2 separate regions of the Homo sapiens genome follow, and region 2 is linked to region 1. Evidence: read pairs that join two places in POLR2A ChIA-PET (ENCODE). Cell type or tissue: HepG2. All regions are shown on one strand. Each heading gives the region's core, and the rest is flanking DNA. Links, peaks and the distances in the headings are about the cores only. Region 1 overlaps NSUN6 (NOP2/Sun RNA methyltransferase 6). Region 2 overlaps ARL5B (ARF like GTPase 5B).

Evidence for each region. Peaks named below come from ENCODE experiments on the same cell type or tissue, not always from the same donor. Only the 100,000 strongest peaks of a DNase experiment are listed, where the experiment ranks them.
Region 2: POLR2A ChIA-PET joins it to region 1 with 5 read pairs; 7 of 35 experiments call an interaction of 5 or more read pairs at or near these places.

Annotation. Positions count from the first base shown.
Region 1 is chr10:18,606,357-18,614,699 of GRCh38, forward strand. NSUN6 (NOP2/Sun RNA methyltransferase 6) reads right to left here. Exons shown (of 11, transcript NM_182543.5): 5 at 8,104-8,257; 6 at 3,489-3,570. Among named protein-coding and RNA genes, the nearest start is that of NSUN6, 41 kb to the right of the region's middle. In HepG2, for the core only: no CTCF peak of the experiment used is centred there; DNase peaks (open chromatin) are centred at 1,365 and 4,335.
Region 2 is chr10:18,666,789-18,675,131 of GRCh38, forward strand. It overlaps ARL5B (ARF like GTPase 5B), which reads left to right. Exons shown (of 6, transcript NM_178815.5): 3 at 1,742-1,889; 4 at 5,834-5,917; 5 at 7,196-7,347. Among named protein-coding and RNA genes, the nearest start is that of ARL5B, 12 kb to the left of the region's middle. In HepG2, for the core only: no CTCF peak of the experiment used is centred there; a DNase peak (open chromatin) is centred at 213.

The DNA of each region.
Region 1 (8,343 bases), core at 319-8,318:
CAAAACTGTCAAGGTCTTACAAACAAGGCAAGATAGTTATCGCAGGCCAGAAGAGACATCATGATTAAATGCAGTGTGGGATCCTGGATCGGATCCTGAACACAAATAGGACATTATGAGAAAAACTGGTGAAATCTGAATACCAGTTGGAGTTTAGGGTAATGTGATATTCACAGCATTTGGAGCTACGTACCTAACATTCATAACGTAGTAACACACCAGTGTTGGTTTCTAAGCTGTATCAAATGTACCATGGTAGTATATTACCCTTAGGAGAAACTGGGTGAAGGGTATATAGAAATGACTGTCTTTGCAAATCTATAATTCTAAAATTCTATTCTGTAATTCTGAAATTATTCTTAAATAAAAACTTTTCAACCTGATGAGAGGAAGTAGAAAAAAAATCTTTATTAAAAAGAAAATCCAGGAATAGACTCTAGGTACCCATATTACAAGTTTTTCAAGTGATTTGATACATACAAATTCACTGCAGTCTTGGTCAACGGTGTTATTAAATTATAGAATTTGTGGGATAATGAGGCTCCCTGTGTTGGCTGAGACCTATGAAAGGCTTGGGCATCTTCCATATTAGATCTAAGTTAATCAATCCCTGAAACCAAAATGAAAACTGCAAATTATGGCTACCAAGAGCTTCTTAGCTGTTAGAGAAGCATGGATACTGACAAAAGCAAAAATAATTTTCAATATATTATTAAAGTATCAGCATCTATTGCAATGATTTAACACTATTGAAAAGCATTTTCATTTAGATGATGCCTCTCACATGATGTACTTTCAGGGACTGTCATTTAATCCACTTTATAGTCACTTAAGCATTCAAGTATGTTTGCCTGAAAACAAAGGCAACTTCTTGAAACATTTCAAATGCGTTTTATATTACTATTATATGTAAATGTGAAACTTGTTCTATTTGTGAGAATCATTATGTATGTAAAAATTCAAGGATAATTATCAATTTTTAAAATTCCACATTCTTCTTAAACTTACTCTTCTGCACATTCTTTCAAAATTTTCCTTAGAGAAATGAATATCACCTGGTTCTGGTCTGCATTGAATTAAGCTATTTAGATTTTATGGATCAGGTAAGACCCAGTTAAGAATCTGGTAGTTCTGAACCAGCTTGAAAAGGAAGTTATAACACAAAAAGATCAACTAACTAAACACTGACCACAGAGTTTTTGGGAAACCGTCAAAGAAACTGAGAAATTTAATGTAATATATGAATTGCTTAAAGCCCTTACCCCCTGAACTTGGAACTCAGTACATCTAAATTAGGACCCAAGAACTGCATTTTCAAAAGGCCCTGCTGGTGACTCAGATGCAGATCTTCCAAGGGTTACATCTGGAGCATTGGCATGGGGCCAAGAATACAGGCTTGAAATCAGAAAGACCTGAATGCAAATTTTGACTCTGCAAATTTTTACCTATGCAGCACACAACAAACTACTCCTTTAATCACTGAAAAACTACTAATACCTACTACAGGCTATGCACTTTACTTTTCTAAGCCTCTATTTCCTTATCTATGAAATTGAAGGTTTGTAAGAAGTAAATGAAATAATATATGTAAAACACTCAGCTCAGTACATGGACTACAATAAGCAGTCAGTGTTAGCTGTGATTACCATTAGCATCCCTTATAAGTTTCAATGGCCATCAGAAACTGGCCATCAAAATAGATTACATGAAATAAAACAGCTTTCACTAGAGAAATGACAAAAAGTTAAACTCTGCCCTCAGATGCAAAAGCTTCATTCTGGCAGGAAATTCTTATGTCCCTTGCTATTCAGTGACAAAGAATATGGCTCTATGGTAGTCTGGACAGTATGAATCACAAAATGACTCACAATATTTCATAAAGTCATCATTAAACTGATTTTAAGGTGAAGGAGTGCAGCTATAGATAGCAAAAAAGTGTAAAAAGAAAATCTGCACTATACTAGATTTCTCTTTTTATAAAGTCAAAACTAAATAATGACCAGGCATGGTGGCTTATGCCTGTAATCCCAGAACTTTGGAAGGCCAAAACGGGAGGATCACTTGAACTCAGGAATTCAAGACCAGCCTGGACAATACGGCAAAACCCCATCTCTACTAAAAATACAAAAAATTAGCAGGGTGCGGTGGCGCATGCTGTAGTCCCAGCTACCCAGGAGGCTGAGGTGGGAGGAGGATCACCTGAGCCTGGGAGGTCAAGGCTGCAGTGAGCCAAGATGATGCCACTGCACTCGAGCCTGCGTGACAGAGTAAGATCCTGTCTCAAAAAAAAAAAAAAAAACCACTGTAAATTATGAGATGAGCAGGTACTGTCAAACCAAAGAGAAAACTAACATTGCATTAAACATTATTAACTGGAAGGAGTGCAGGTATCACTAGCAATGACTCAGGGCTACGTTGCCAAATGAACACAAGTGTTTGAAAATGAATTACATAATAAACAAGCACAAAAAAACTCCACTGAAACTAAAATTAGCAAACGAAAATTCCCAAAATGATTCATAAACAATTGTATGTTAGGTTATATATCCTAATGTGTTAGAACATCACCAATGTGCAAATAGATAATAATAAACGTCCGTTGTTCTGTTTGTTCACACCAGAAATAATCCCTGAATTCATAAAATGTCTGTGGGCTAAATACTGGGCAAAGGCCAGGTACGGTGGCTCACACCTATAATTCCAACACTTTGGGAGGCCAAGGCAGGAGGATCACTTGAGGCCACGAGTTTGAGACCAGCCTGGGCCACAAAGTGAGACCCCATCTCTACAAAAACATCAAAAAAATGAGTGGGGCATAGTAGTGCACACCTGTGGTCCCAACTATTTGCGAGGCTAAGGCAGGAAGATCGCTTGAGCCCAGGAGTTTGAGGTTACAGTGAGCTACGATTGTACCACTGCACTCCAGCCTAGACAACAGAGTGAGAGCCTGTCTCAAAATAATAATAATAATTATTATTATTACTGGACAGAGAAGGTGGGGCAGCACACAACATTTGGACTTAGGTTTGAGTTCAGATACCACCAGTTACCAGGAGTGTGACATAGGCCAAGAGTCCTAACAGATCTGTTCTTCAGTAACTTCATCTTATATTGTGAATTATAATAATACTACCAAACCAGCAGACTATAACAAGTCAAATGATTTACTAATGGAACACCACACATGTATATCAAATGCATGCAATATTCAGGGATTAGTATTTTGAGATGGAAAGCAGTCATTTTAATCAGTTATTAAATCACCTTTGGGCAAAGAAAGATAGAAAAAGTAGTTTAAAAATCAAATGAGAAAAAGAAAAGAAAGGAGAATGCTTGTAAAGTTTTTTCTTACTGCTTAACCAAAGGTAGATCAGTGTATGTAAGTAGACCACAGAAAAAATCTTAAATTTTAAAATATCCTAGATTTCAAATAATTCACTGATGTATGTTTCAATGTCACTAAATATTTTACTTTTATACATACTTACTTGTAAAAATAAGTAACGGGGCAGTACACTGTCAAATGAAGGGCTGAGATATACTGGTTCTGTCATTCTTATGCCCATGCCTCTGAAAAATAGGAAATCTAACATTAGTCTGTATAAATTCCATGGTCTATACAAACTATGTTTCCAGAAACGTTCTCCAATAGCCTGTCAAACATAAGATGCTCTATCTTTTTAAGAACTATTTTGGCTCAAGCCTGTAATCCCAGCACTTTGGGAGGCAGAGGTGGGAGGATCACTTGAGGTCAGGAGTTCAAGACCAGCCCGACCAACATGGAGAAACCCTGTCTCTACTAAAAATACAAAAAATTAGCCAAGCGTGGTGACAGGCTGTAGTGGTGACAGGTGACAGGTGAGGAGCTGTAATCCCAGCTCCTCAGGAGGCTGAGACAGGAGAATCACTTGAACCTGGGAGGCAGAGGTTGCAGTGAGCCAAGATCGCGCCATTGCACTCCAGCCTGGGCGTCAAGAGTGAAACTCCGTCTCAAAAAAAAAGAACTCTTTTTATTAAACAACAAAATACATAAAGTAGTCCTGTGAATTGTTTTTGAATTTTTACCTGCAGAATACGAAGCCATCAGAACTAAAAAGGAAAAAGTTACATAAATTTTTCATTTAAGCACAAATGTGTTTCTGTAGAGATTTGAACAGACTAAAAAGCAAATACCACCTCATTCTTTACTACTTCCTGTCAGCTCTTTATAGAATAATTGCCTGGTACTGACACAATCCCAAGGATAACCTTTTCCACCTTTGTCCCATTTTAGGAGTGGCATTGAAAATGATCAGAGCAGGAAGGGCCAGGACTCAGATGGCCTGGTGGAGAATGACTCATCAAGACAAACATCACAATCTCAGAGATGTTGTCAGAGGCTACTGAAGCAGAGAAAGAACACGCAAATCCTGTCAGACAAAGCCAAGCCTGGCCTTGTGTGTCAGGCCAAAGCAGACAAAGCAAGCGAAAGGAGAAACATGGAGAAATTCAAAGAGTTCTGGGGATTAGGACGGCACAGAAAAAAGTATAGTCTCATTAAAAGGGAAGTATAAAAATCAGGATTTAAGCCGGCACAGTGGCTTATGCCTGTAATCCCAGCACTTTGAGAGACTGGCACAGGAGGATCACTTGAGGTCAGAAGTTTGACAGCAGCCTGGGCAACATCTCTACATAAAATTTAAAAAATTACAAAGGCATGGTGGAGTGTACCTGTAGTCAGTCCTGGCTACTCGGGAGACTGAAATGGAGGGATCCCTTGAACCCAGGAGTTGGAGGATGCAGTGAGTTAGCATCCCGCCACTGCACTCCAGCCTGGGCAACGAGCACCCAAATAAATAAAATTTTTAAAAAAATTTTTTTTAAAAATCATAACTTATACCTAGTTTAAGGGTACAATCCAAGGAGAGTCCCATTAGGACTCCATTAGGATGAGCAAAGATAAAGTCTTAGAAGCAGTATGGCAGACAAGTTCATAGCTAGCTTATGGAACAGTTTATGAGTTGATCTTGGCAGACATGCATCTACATGCATGTGTAGATAGATGGTGTGTACTCTATCTAATGTTGGCAGGATAAGTTTATGTTGGTCTTTAGAGTAAAATAACGTCAGTAGATACCCGTGGACTATTACTGAAATGGTATGACTATAAACTCCCCTCGGTTTTGTTGTTGGTTTTATTTATTTATTTTCAGACACAGGGTCTCACTCTGTCACGCAGGCTGGAGCGCAGTGGCACAATCATAGCTCACTGCAGCCTCTAACTACTGGGTTCAAGTGATCCTCCCAACTTAGCCTCCCCAGTAGCTGCGACTACAGGCACACACCACCATGCCAGGTAAGTGTGTGTGTGGACAGAGTCTCACTATGGTGTGTGTGTGTGTGTGTGTGTGTGTCTGTGTGTGTACAGTCTCACTATGTTGCCCAGACTGGCATCAAACACCTAGACTCAAGTGATCCTCCTGCCTTAGCTTCCGGAGTTCCTGGAATAACGGGTATGAGCCACCATGCCTGGCGCCCTCAGTTCTAACAGCATTTAGCATACAATAAATGCTGACTCCTTTTCTTCCTCTTCTCATCCCTTTACTACCTTACTCATTTGTTTACCACTTGAAATCCATGAATGTACACTTTTAATCAGAGGTAAAACTCAGTTGCTGCTCCAGTCAGGACCAAATCAAACCACTGTATCCACTTCCAAGGCAAATATCCCCTGCTCCTGAGCAGAAAATATACAAACGAAGCTTCTGAAATGTCACTGACTCACATTTGAAAGCCAGTCCTGGCTGGGTGTGGCGTCTCATCCCTATAATCTTAGCACTTTGGGAGGCCAAGGTGGAGAACTGCTTGAGACCAGAATTCAAGACCAGACTGGGCAACATGGCAAGACCCCCATTTCTATGAAAAAAAAATTAAAATATCAGCTGATCATGGTGTCATGTGCCTATAGTACTAGCTACTCAGAGGCTGAAGTAGGAGGATCACTTGAGCTCAGGAATTCAAGGTTATAGTGAGCTTTCATCACACCACTCCAGCCTTAATGACAGAGCGAGACCCTATTTCTAAAAGAAAAAAGCAAAGTCAGTCCTTTGTTGTGACACCTGGTACTCTTACCTTGATCAATACCCAGAATCTACAACTATTATTGAAAATCTTGAATTCCATAGTCTGATCACTCCATAATTTAAATGACTTTCTGACTTGCAGGACTCCAGTCCTCTAAAAAATACTGAAACTTGAAAATGTTCATGCCTGTCTTCCTAACTCAGTTCCTAACTACTACTTTAGATTCTGGTGCTCTTCGACTATCTCCTTCTGACCACGCCTACCAGAACAAGTGAGTGCTATAAATCACTGAACTTAACATAACGAAGAATAATTTAAGCCAATTATTATTCAGGTATGAGATTACATGTTTCTTTAAAAAATACTTTTGTAGCCACATATCTCCATATAATAATGCAAAGTACAAGATTGCGTATGTTAACACAGTCTGTTAGTAAATTAATCTGCCTCCGTGAATCTATGAATGATTCAACCCACCTGGAATTCAAGAAAGCAAAGGACTCAAATTCACTAACTGAATAGCAATTGTACCATTAGTTGTGTTGGTTTAAAATTTTTTAAGGAATATAAATAAGAAACAGGGTGTACATGTAGCATTTCTGTTATAGCAGCCTGCTTCTTCCACCGGAAGAGACAAAACTTCCAACAGTATAACTGAATAAATTGAGTTTAAAAACCAATTTTTTTTTCTTTTTTTGAAATTCTGAAGTCTCACTGTGTCACCCAGGCTGGAGTGCAGTGGTGCAATCTTGGGCTCACTGCAACCCCCCGGGTTCAAGCGATTCTCCTGCCTCAGCATCCTGAGTAGCTGCGATTACAAGCACCTACCACCACACCTAGCTTATTTCTGTATTTTTAGTATAGATGGGCTTTCACCGTGTTGGCCAGGCTGGTCTCGAACTCCTGACCTCAAGTGATCCGCCCACCTTGGCCTCTCAAAGTGCTGGAATTACAGGAGTGAGCCACCACGCCCGGCCAAAGGGTGGCTGAAAGTTGGTTGCCTCCTAACTTCCACCAACAAAAAATTATTCAGAACATTGTTCAGAAAACATTATTCAGCACGATAACTGGAACAACATCAAATAACCTAAAAGAATGAAAAGTATACCATTAACAATGAACTAATGGAGGCAGTCAAAATATCAATTACCAATTACAGGTCCAAAGATAAACACAGCAGATATATGCACATAATCTTTATATTCATGAAGCCTTCTAAAAAGAATAAAATCTTTGTTCTTGGCCATTTGGAAAGTGCTGCTACCTAGATCTAGGGAATCCAACAGTCAACTTCTTCAGAAGAACGAATGAATTTCAATTACAAACCCAAACTGTTGCAACATGAAAAACTGTTCCACCAATTAGGGATATCGTCCAATTCTAAAGGGAGAAATTCACAGCTTTCAGCATGTCTATGTCAGCCATGAACTTTGGAGTAATGGAGCTGTCCACAGAACTCAAAAAGCCTGAAAAAACTAAGTAAAATAAGAGCCTGGATTTTTCCACCAATTTATTTAGGGCCACTAGCAACCAGGAATGATTTAGAACAGACTATATTTTAATTTAGTTTGAACAAACCTAAACATTCATTTTTAAACACAAATATTCATGTGAGTGCTAGGTTTCTGGTAAAATTTATTTTTAATTAAAAAATATGTTTAATTTATATTAAAATCAAACTTTTTCTGACAAATAAGAACGTTAAAAATGATCTGGATAGATCATCTAATTCTTTCTCCATCATAATGCACTGTTTTTCAAAGATGCAAAATATTTTGAAAAAAATAAAATTCAGAAGGACAAGTAAAATTATTTGACAATTAAAATGTAACTGGTTGCTTAATGAGGCTCTTTAATTTGATCAGTTACCCTTTTTGACCAAACATCATGGAAATATGGGTTTAAACAATTTTTTTCCAGTTGGATTTATACCAAAAAAAAAAATTTCATATAATGCAACTAGATACATTTTACATTATTTTTAATTTTCATTGACCCACAAAAAGGATGCTGATTTCCCCAAAGCACCTGATGACATACTTCAGTTCAGGTAATCCACTGAAGATTTCTTTGCGGCTTAGTTCAGAAATCCCATTTCCAAGAAATACTTTTGTTCCATCAAATTCTTTGGCTCCTTTCTTACATTTTCCTTTAATATCAGAGTATACAGAAATAACATCTCCAGCTTTCATAACTAGAGAAAGAAGAAAATCAGATTACACTGATTTATACTTTGGCAGAAGAATCGTGAAAATTATTTGAGCTAGATCGGTGATCTCT
Region 2 (8,343 bases), core at 22-8,021, 60 kb after region 1:
AAGTGAGTGAAATAAACATTTGCTAAACCCTTCACAAACACTTATTGTTTTCTGCCCTCGAAAGAAAGAAATTAATATTAAATAAATAAAGCGCATATTAGAAGTGCTGGGGTGAGGTGATAAAGTGGATTTCACTTAGTTCTTACCCCACTTGGGTTTATGTAAATAAATTGATAGCTCTAGGAAGCCATTGCTACCCTCCTGACTAATAGCTTTGGAATTTTTTAACATAGCCAGACTTGTCAAAAGAAATGTGATCACTCCTGAAAATATTGCTGTAGTAGCTTGCAAGAGGGAGAGTCTTGAGACTTTCAGAGAAATCTGTTAATACCTTAGGAAATTTTCACAGCTCATCATTCCACTTGTCAGAGTACCTTCCATTATCCTTTCAATGCCAATGAAATGATAGTATTAAGCAGTAGAAGTGGATCTACCAGGCACTTTAACAAAATAGTTCTACAGTTCTTTGCCCCATTGTGTGGCTCTTACCTCTTCCCACTCATGTTGCATTAGAAGACAGCCATCAGCTCACCAGAAGTACTTCATTAGCCAGTGATTAACGCATTTTTCAGCTACTTTGCTAAAAAGCTACTGACTTAAAGTTTGTTGTTTCAGAGTTGAACAACTACTTGTTTCTCTTGAAAACATTTTCATTCATTGGTGATTATGTGTTTAAATATGAATTAGCTTTTAAACATCACATATAAACATTTCAGAAACCTGTCATCTTTGTTGAAATAATTTTACACATGGCTTCAAAAATATACATAAAACCCAAGAGAATTGCAAGCCTCCTCCAACACAGTAGTGACATGTTACTGGCAAGGGCATATTTGTTGAATTAATTGATTAATGTAGCTTTACCAATGATTATGATAATACGAGGGGTATGAGCATCAGTATTCTAAATATATATATATATATATACACACACACACAAACACACACACACACATATTTGAGACAGAGTTTTGCTCTGTTTCTAAGGGTGGAGTGCAATGGCGTGATCTCCACCTCCCAGGTTCAGGCGGTTCTCCTGCCTCAGCTTCCAGAGTAGCTGGGATTACAAGCGCCCACCACCACGCCCTGCAAATTTTTGTATTTTTAGTAGAGACGAGGCTTCACCATGTTGGTCAGGATGGTCTCAAGTTCTTGACCTCAGGTGATCCACCCAAAGTGCTAGAATTATAGGTGTGAGCCACCACACCTGGCCTTCTAAATATATCTATAGTTAATTTAAATTTTTACTTGCCCATGGTCATCTTTTTAGGACTACTTTAGATTAATATGCCTGAATTAATTTTTGTGACTAAGTCTCAATTTAGACAGTCTTCAAAATTATAGATAGCCTGCTATCCAATATTTGCTATTTTGCAATCACCTAGAAACTTGCTTTTCAGGATGGCATGGGACATTGGGTCTTATCTAACTGATAACAGGGCATGGTGGTATTGGAATTTTTGGCCACAGAAATGCAAATTCACACCACACTGTTTCCTTTCTTTTCCATCAAGCTTGCAATTCCTTCCGTTAAAAAAAAAAACAAACAAGAAACAAGTCTTTCTTCTGGAGTTGTTATCTAGATATTGATTTGCGCAAGTGTTCTCCAGGTTTATAATTTTCATGCTAATGATCACCATCATTGGTGCAGAAGGTTGATTGATCTTAAAAATACAGAGATAAAAGTTGCTTCAGATTCTCAAGATTTACAAGAGCTTTTACGGTGTCTGTTTTTCAACAGCTTAATGAATGAAGTGGTTCATACTTCTCCAACCATAGGAAGCAATGTTGAAGAAATAGTTGTGAAGAACACTCATTTTCTTATGTGGGATATTGGTGGTCAGGAGTCTCTGCGATCATCCTGGAACACATATTACTCAAATACAGAGGTATGCTAAGATGAATTTTGAATTTTAATCCAAAGGTCCCTAGAGTAAACATAGAAAGTAATTAGGCTGCACCTGGGCGTATTGACAGTTGCCTTTTTTTTTTTTTTTTTTAAGACGGAGTCTTGCTCTGTCGCCAGGCTAGAGTGCAGTGGAGTGATCTTGGCTCGCTGCAAGCTCCGCCTGCTGAGTTCAAGCCATTCTCCTGCCTCAGCCTCCCAAATAGCAGGAATTACAGGCGAGTGCCACCACACCCGGCTAATTTTTGTATGTTTAGTAGAGACCGGGGTTTCACCATATTGATCAGGTTGGTCTTGAATTCGGGACCTCGTGATCCACCCTCCTTGGCCTCCCAAAGTGCTGGGATTACAGGCTTGAGCCACCGTGGCCGGCCTTTTAATAAGATCCTTTTTTGTAGGGAATTTGGGTTTCCTTTTTTTAAAAAATAAATAAATAAAAATTTCATAAATGAGACTTAAGAATTTGGGTTTTCGAATAAAAGAAAAGGCAAATAGAAAGATTGTTTGGAGCTATTATTACTTGAGTGCTTACTGTTTGGCCAGGTTCTCTCCATTCATCTTCACAAGATTTTCATGTCTCCAGGGTTGGAGAGATCTGACACGTGGAGATATTATGTAGGTTTCCCCAAGATCTCACAACTTTCTAAGAGACCCTGACCGGTGGAGGAATAAAATATTTTATTAATTTAAAAATTTTTTATACCATGAACATTCAAAATGTTGGTAGATTTTTTTTTAATTAGAAAAAAGTAGATTTGCAAATCATCTCTCAAAGTTCTCTGCCACTTATGAGTTCAGAGCTAACTTGGGGAACAAACCTGGATATATTCATGTTCTATTTCTGCTTTTATTTCTTATTAGAGGCAGATTTTTTTAAAAGCCATTCAATGTAGTTTAGAGAGATTTATCCTTGATAGTATGATTTCACAATTGCATCCATTTAATTGTTCTTTGCAAAGAAGTACACCTAACCAATTATTTTTTTCTAAAATGAAACCTTTTAAAAATTGGAGTTGGGCCAGACACGGTGGCTCACGCCTGTAATCCCAGCACTTTGGGAGGCCGAGGCGGGTGGATCATGAGGTCAGGAGATTGAGGCCATCCTGGCTAACACAGGTGAAACCCCGTCTCTACTAAAAATACAAAAAACTAGCCGGGCGTGGTGGGGCAGACTTGTAGTCCCCAGCTACTCAGGAGGCTGAGGCAGGAGAATCGCTTGAACCCAGGAGGCAGAGTTTGCAGTGAGCCGAGGTGGCACCACTGCACTCCAGCCTGGGTGACAAAACGAGACTCTTATCTCAAAAAAAAAAAAAAAAAAAATTGGAGTTGGAAGGGAAGAGGTAGAAAAGGATATAATATGAATAATTTTTGGTGAACAAAGTTGCCTCTTTAAAAAACATGTATTGTTCTAGATTTATATTATAATAGCATGTGTGTATGTGTGTATATATTCCAATGCAACGTGTAAGTAAACAAAGATGGCGTATCATAGATAATCAGAACTTGTGGTAGCACTGAATTATTTTATTGGGTATGCAGAAGCTGTAAGCAAATAATATAGTTAAAGGGTAGCTTATACATTTATACAGTAAAATAATGTTCTGAAACTAGAATAAGTTAGAAAGTAAGGGAAGGGCCAGGCGCAGTGGCTCACTTCTGTAATCCCAGCACTTTGGTAGGCCGAGGTGGGCAGATTGCTTGAGGCCAGGAGTTCAAGACCAGCATGGCCAACATGGCAAAACCCCATCTCTACTAAAAATACAAAAATTAGCCAGGCATGGTGGCATGTGCCTGTAGTCCCAGCTACTCCAGAGGCTGAGGCATGAGAATCGCTTGAACCTGGGAGGCGGAGGTGGCAGTGAGCTGAGATAGCACCACTGCACTCCAGCCTGGGTGGCAGAGTCTCGCTCTCTCTCAAAAAAAAAGAAAAGAAAGTAAGGGACAAATGACATTGTAGCATATGATTAATTTAAACATCAGAGCTGTTAGTAGTTTTAAGCTCACAGTTAACTCCAGCTGTGAAAAGGGCAGTTATCATTGATGAATAGGTCAAAGTTGATTCTAGTGAATCCATATGTACTTAAAGTGTGTCGAAAGGGTAGTTCTTGAAGTGACTGAAACTCTGGAGGACTTAGCATGGGTCCAGAAAGAGATATCCATTACTGATGCCATTTGCATGAAACGTTCTTTTAATAAGTGATCTCTACAAGAATATCAAAATTACTACAAAGAACAGTGGCGCCTGTCACTTTGCATTTTGAAAATTCTTCACGTGGAAGAGTCCCCCAAAAGCGGTAGTATGTCCATTATAATACAAGAAGTTACAGGTATTAAGTAATTATTGACACCTTCCTCTCATTAACTCACAGTTGTTTCCCATATTCTGTTGATTCCTCCTTTGCCACGCGACATTCTTTCCGTTTATTCCCTTCTAAGCCCAACTCAGTTTATATTCAGATTAGTTGTCTGTTTCCCTAATTTTATTTATTTTTGTTTTTTATTTATTTATTTTTTTGAGATGGAGTCTCAGTCTGTCACCCAGGCTGGAGAGCAGTGCAGCCTCCGCCTCCCAGGTTCAAAGGATTCTCCTCCCTCAGCCTCCGAAGTAGCAGGGACTACAGTACACACCACCACACCTGGCTGATTTTTGTGTTTTTAATAGAGACAGGGTTTCACCATGTTGGCCAGGTTGGTCTTGAACTGTCCTCAAGTGATATGCCCACCTCGGCCTACCAAAGTGCTGGGATTACAGGTGTGAGCCACTGCACCTAGCCTGTTTCCCTAATTTTAAAGTCATCTCTGTAATCTAATTCTACCCTTCATGTCTCAGTTTATTTTGCATCTATCTCCTGCTGTAATAACATCATTTCATCTCATTTCTTAACTTTTTATTCTGTATACAGTGTTCAGCTTAAGGGTGCTTTTTCGCTGTATCATCTCCTCCATCTCCTCCTCCTCCTCCCCCTCACCCACCCCCCACATTTTTTAAAAAATGAGTTAGGGCCTCTCTCTCACCCAGGCTGGAGTGTAGTTGCATGATTCTCAGTACAGCCTCAACTTCCTAGGCTCAAAGCAGTCCTCCCACCTTAGCCTCCCAAGTAGGTGGGACTATGTGCATGGCTAATTTTTATTTTTTGTAGAGAGACAGGTTCTCACTATGTTGCCCAAGCTAGTCTCAAACTCCTGGGCTCAAGCAGTCATCCCACCTCACCTCCCAGAGTGCTGGGATTATATGTGTGTGAGCCACAATGCCTGGCCTATATCTTCTTATTTTTTAATATGCAAACTCCCTTTTTTCATGTATAGCTTTACCAACAGATTTCTCCTCTTTTTTCTGGTGTCTTGCCTTTATTTAATTTCACCTGAATCTCCAGTATATAATGCCTAAGTATATATGTTTCAATCTGGAGCATTTATGGTGGATACTGTTTTATAAAATTGTCTTATTTTTAAAATGCATTTATCTTTTTCTTTCAAACTAGCTTTTCTTTCTAAGAGTTAGGAGATTGTGGTATACACAAGTAAGCAATTATTGACTGTTTAGATGAATGATAATGGAGTACTTTGAAGTTTTAGTGAAAAATATTATTGAAATTAGTGTAAGTTTCTTTTCAAAAATTGCTTTTTACTACCAGCATTTGAAAACAAATCATAGTATTATGTATTCGGGCATCACTTAAAATAAAACAAGTGGGGCACAGTTTTTATTTGTTGAAGCTATGAGTTATTTTCTTACTGTTAACATTTGGATTTTACTGCTTGATGTGGTTCAGTATTATAAAAGCTGTTTATGGTGAAAAAGCAGTAGATGTTTTATAGTAATGATGATGCCATGTAGAGAAAGTACTTAGATTACTTGAGTAGTTTTACAGAAAACTTTTCAGCATCCCATTCAATTTTCTGTCTTTCCTTTTAATTTTCTTCTAGTTCATCATTCTTGTTGTTGATAGCATTGACAGGGAACGACTAGCTATTACAAAAGAAGAATTATACAGAATGTTGGCTCATGAGGTAAATTTTTAAAGTAAATCTTTAAAAAACAGTGTAGTAAAGTATCTGTACGTTGCCTTTGCTTTTTTGCAAAGATTAATGTGATATGATGTTGGCTATTTTATGATTAACACAACTTTATGTACTAAACTGATGAAAGTCTTGAGGTAAAAAAAAATGTTCATTACTTTTTCAAACTTAAAAAACCCTAACACATTAATTTGTAGATTACTACTGTTATTGTAAAAATTTTTCAAAGCTAAAGTTACTTAAGCATGCCTTTAAAAGTCTGATAAATTGAGATAAGCAAAAGGAAAACTTAAGGGTCTTTTCCCCAAAAGTTTCAATAACTGAAAGGTTTTTTTTTTGTTTTTTGTTTTTGTTTTTGTTTTTTTTGAGACGGAGTCTTGCTCTGTTGCCCAGGCTGGAGTACCGTGGCGCGATCTTGGCTCACTGCAACCTCCGCCTCCTGGGTTCAAGCAGTTCTCTGCCTCAGCCTCCCGAGTAGCTGGGATTACAGGAACCCGCCACCACGCCTGGTTAATTTTTGTATTTTTAGTAGAGACAGGATTTCACCATCTTCGCCAGCCTGGCCTTGAATTCCTGATGTCGTTATCCGCCTGCCTCAGCCTCCCAAAGTGCTGGGATTACAGGTGTGAGCCACTGTGCCTGGCCTGTATTCCATGTTTTTCAAACTTATACTATATAATATATATCTTTCTGAATCTTGCTCTTTTTGTACAACATTGTGACTTATCCATGATAATATATTCTGATTATCCATCTTAATATGTACTGCTTTCGTTCATTCCTTTTAACAACTGTATAGTTTTCCACAGTATGAGTATATCACAATCTATTCTTCTAATGTTTTCATAGTATAAACAATGCTGAAATGAATATTAACCAATGACCTTATGTTATACAAAGACTAGTAAGTAATAAGTATTGCCCAGCTCCCACCACCAGTACTCTTAAGTTTTGGATAAACTCTAGTATTTGGCAACATACTACCATATTTGCCTATTAGAATATTAATTATGTATTTTTGAGTCAGTATTTAAAATTCAGGTGTATTTTTTTTTTTCAGTTTGACCAGTTCGACTCAAAAATAAAAAATAATTATTTAATATTAATCTGTTGGAATGAATAATGAAATTACGGGTATTTGAGATTATTTTTATGTTAAATACTAGTGCCCGATTATGTTAAAGTAGAAGCACTTCATTATAACTGTTCAGCTGGGTAAATTTAAATTGTGGTATTTCACATATTAGAAATATTTTGTCTTGATTGCAGGATTTACGGAAGGCTGCAGTCCTTATCTTTGCAAATAAACAGGATATGAAAGGGTGTATGACAGCAGCTGAAATCTCGAAATACCTCACCCTTAGTTCAATTAAGGATCATCCATGGCACATTCAATCCTGCTGTGCTCTCACAGGAGAAGGGTAAGTTCATCCGTCTGAGGGGAGGTATGACTTCTTTCAAATTTCTTCCAACTTTTTAGGCCAACTTGTTTTCTTCATGGGTCCTGTTCCTTTTCTGTTTGTTTGTTCTTAATTAAAGGTGACTTTTATAATGTGTCTCAGGCTTACAACCTAGAAATAATTCTAGTAAAATCACTGGCAACTTAAAAACTTTTAATGTAAATATAATGTTTTACCAAAAAGCAATAAACTATTGAATTGAGTTTTCATAATCCAAATTTTTTTCTTTGTTGCCTTTATCATATACTGAGAAAAAAACTGTAATGTCACCTTTCTTTTAAAAAGGAAGCTTGAAAGAAATTTCACATTTTCTGCAAGGACTTAAACCTGAGCTCTCAGCTTTCTGCAAGAGTATGTCTTCTTTATTATTAGGAGGTCTTTTGGGAGGCATATTTCCAGACAATAAACAGTTGAGACAAATGCCACATGGTCTATTCTTCCATCTCTAACAATTTGAATGTGGGTATTAGGCCAAGAAGAACCGAATGTTATTTAAGTATTATCCTGTTTATATCAGAGAACTTATCCTCAAATCAACCTCACCTTCTTAGTTTTTCTCTTAGTATTTATCAGAAATAGCTTGCAGTAATAGCTGTGTGTAGGCCTTTTTGACTCATACTTTTAAGACTGAGTCTAAGTATTCCATTCTTTAGAATTGAGGAGGATAAGGTGAAGTTGCTATTGACTTTCTCCAGTCGTTAAGTTTCAGTTAATTTTAAAAGGCGGGGAGTATTTGCACTCTTCATGGCAAAACTGGCAAAGTTGTATCTTCAAGATGAGACTGAAGCAATTTCCCACAAACTGATTAAGAATATTTAAGAGAACATTCCATTTAAAAATTTCACTTATTATAGTGTGACTTGAATGTTGACACTGATGTATATAAATAATGATTGTGCTACCAGCCTTTGGTTAAGACCTAAAAATAATAAGTACGCTTTCAGTTTTTAAGTATAA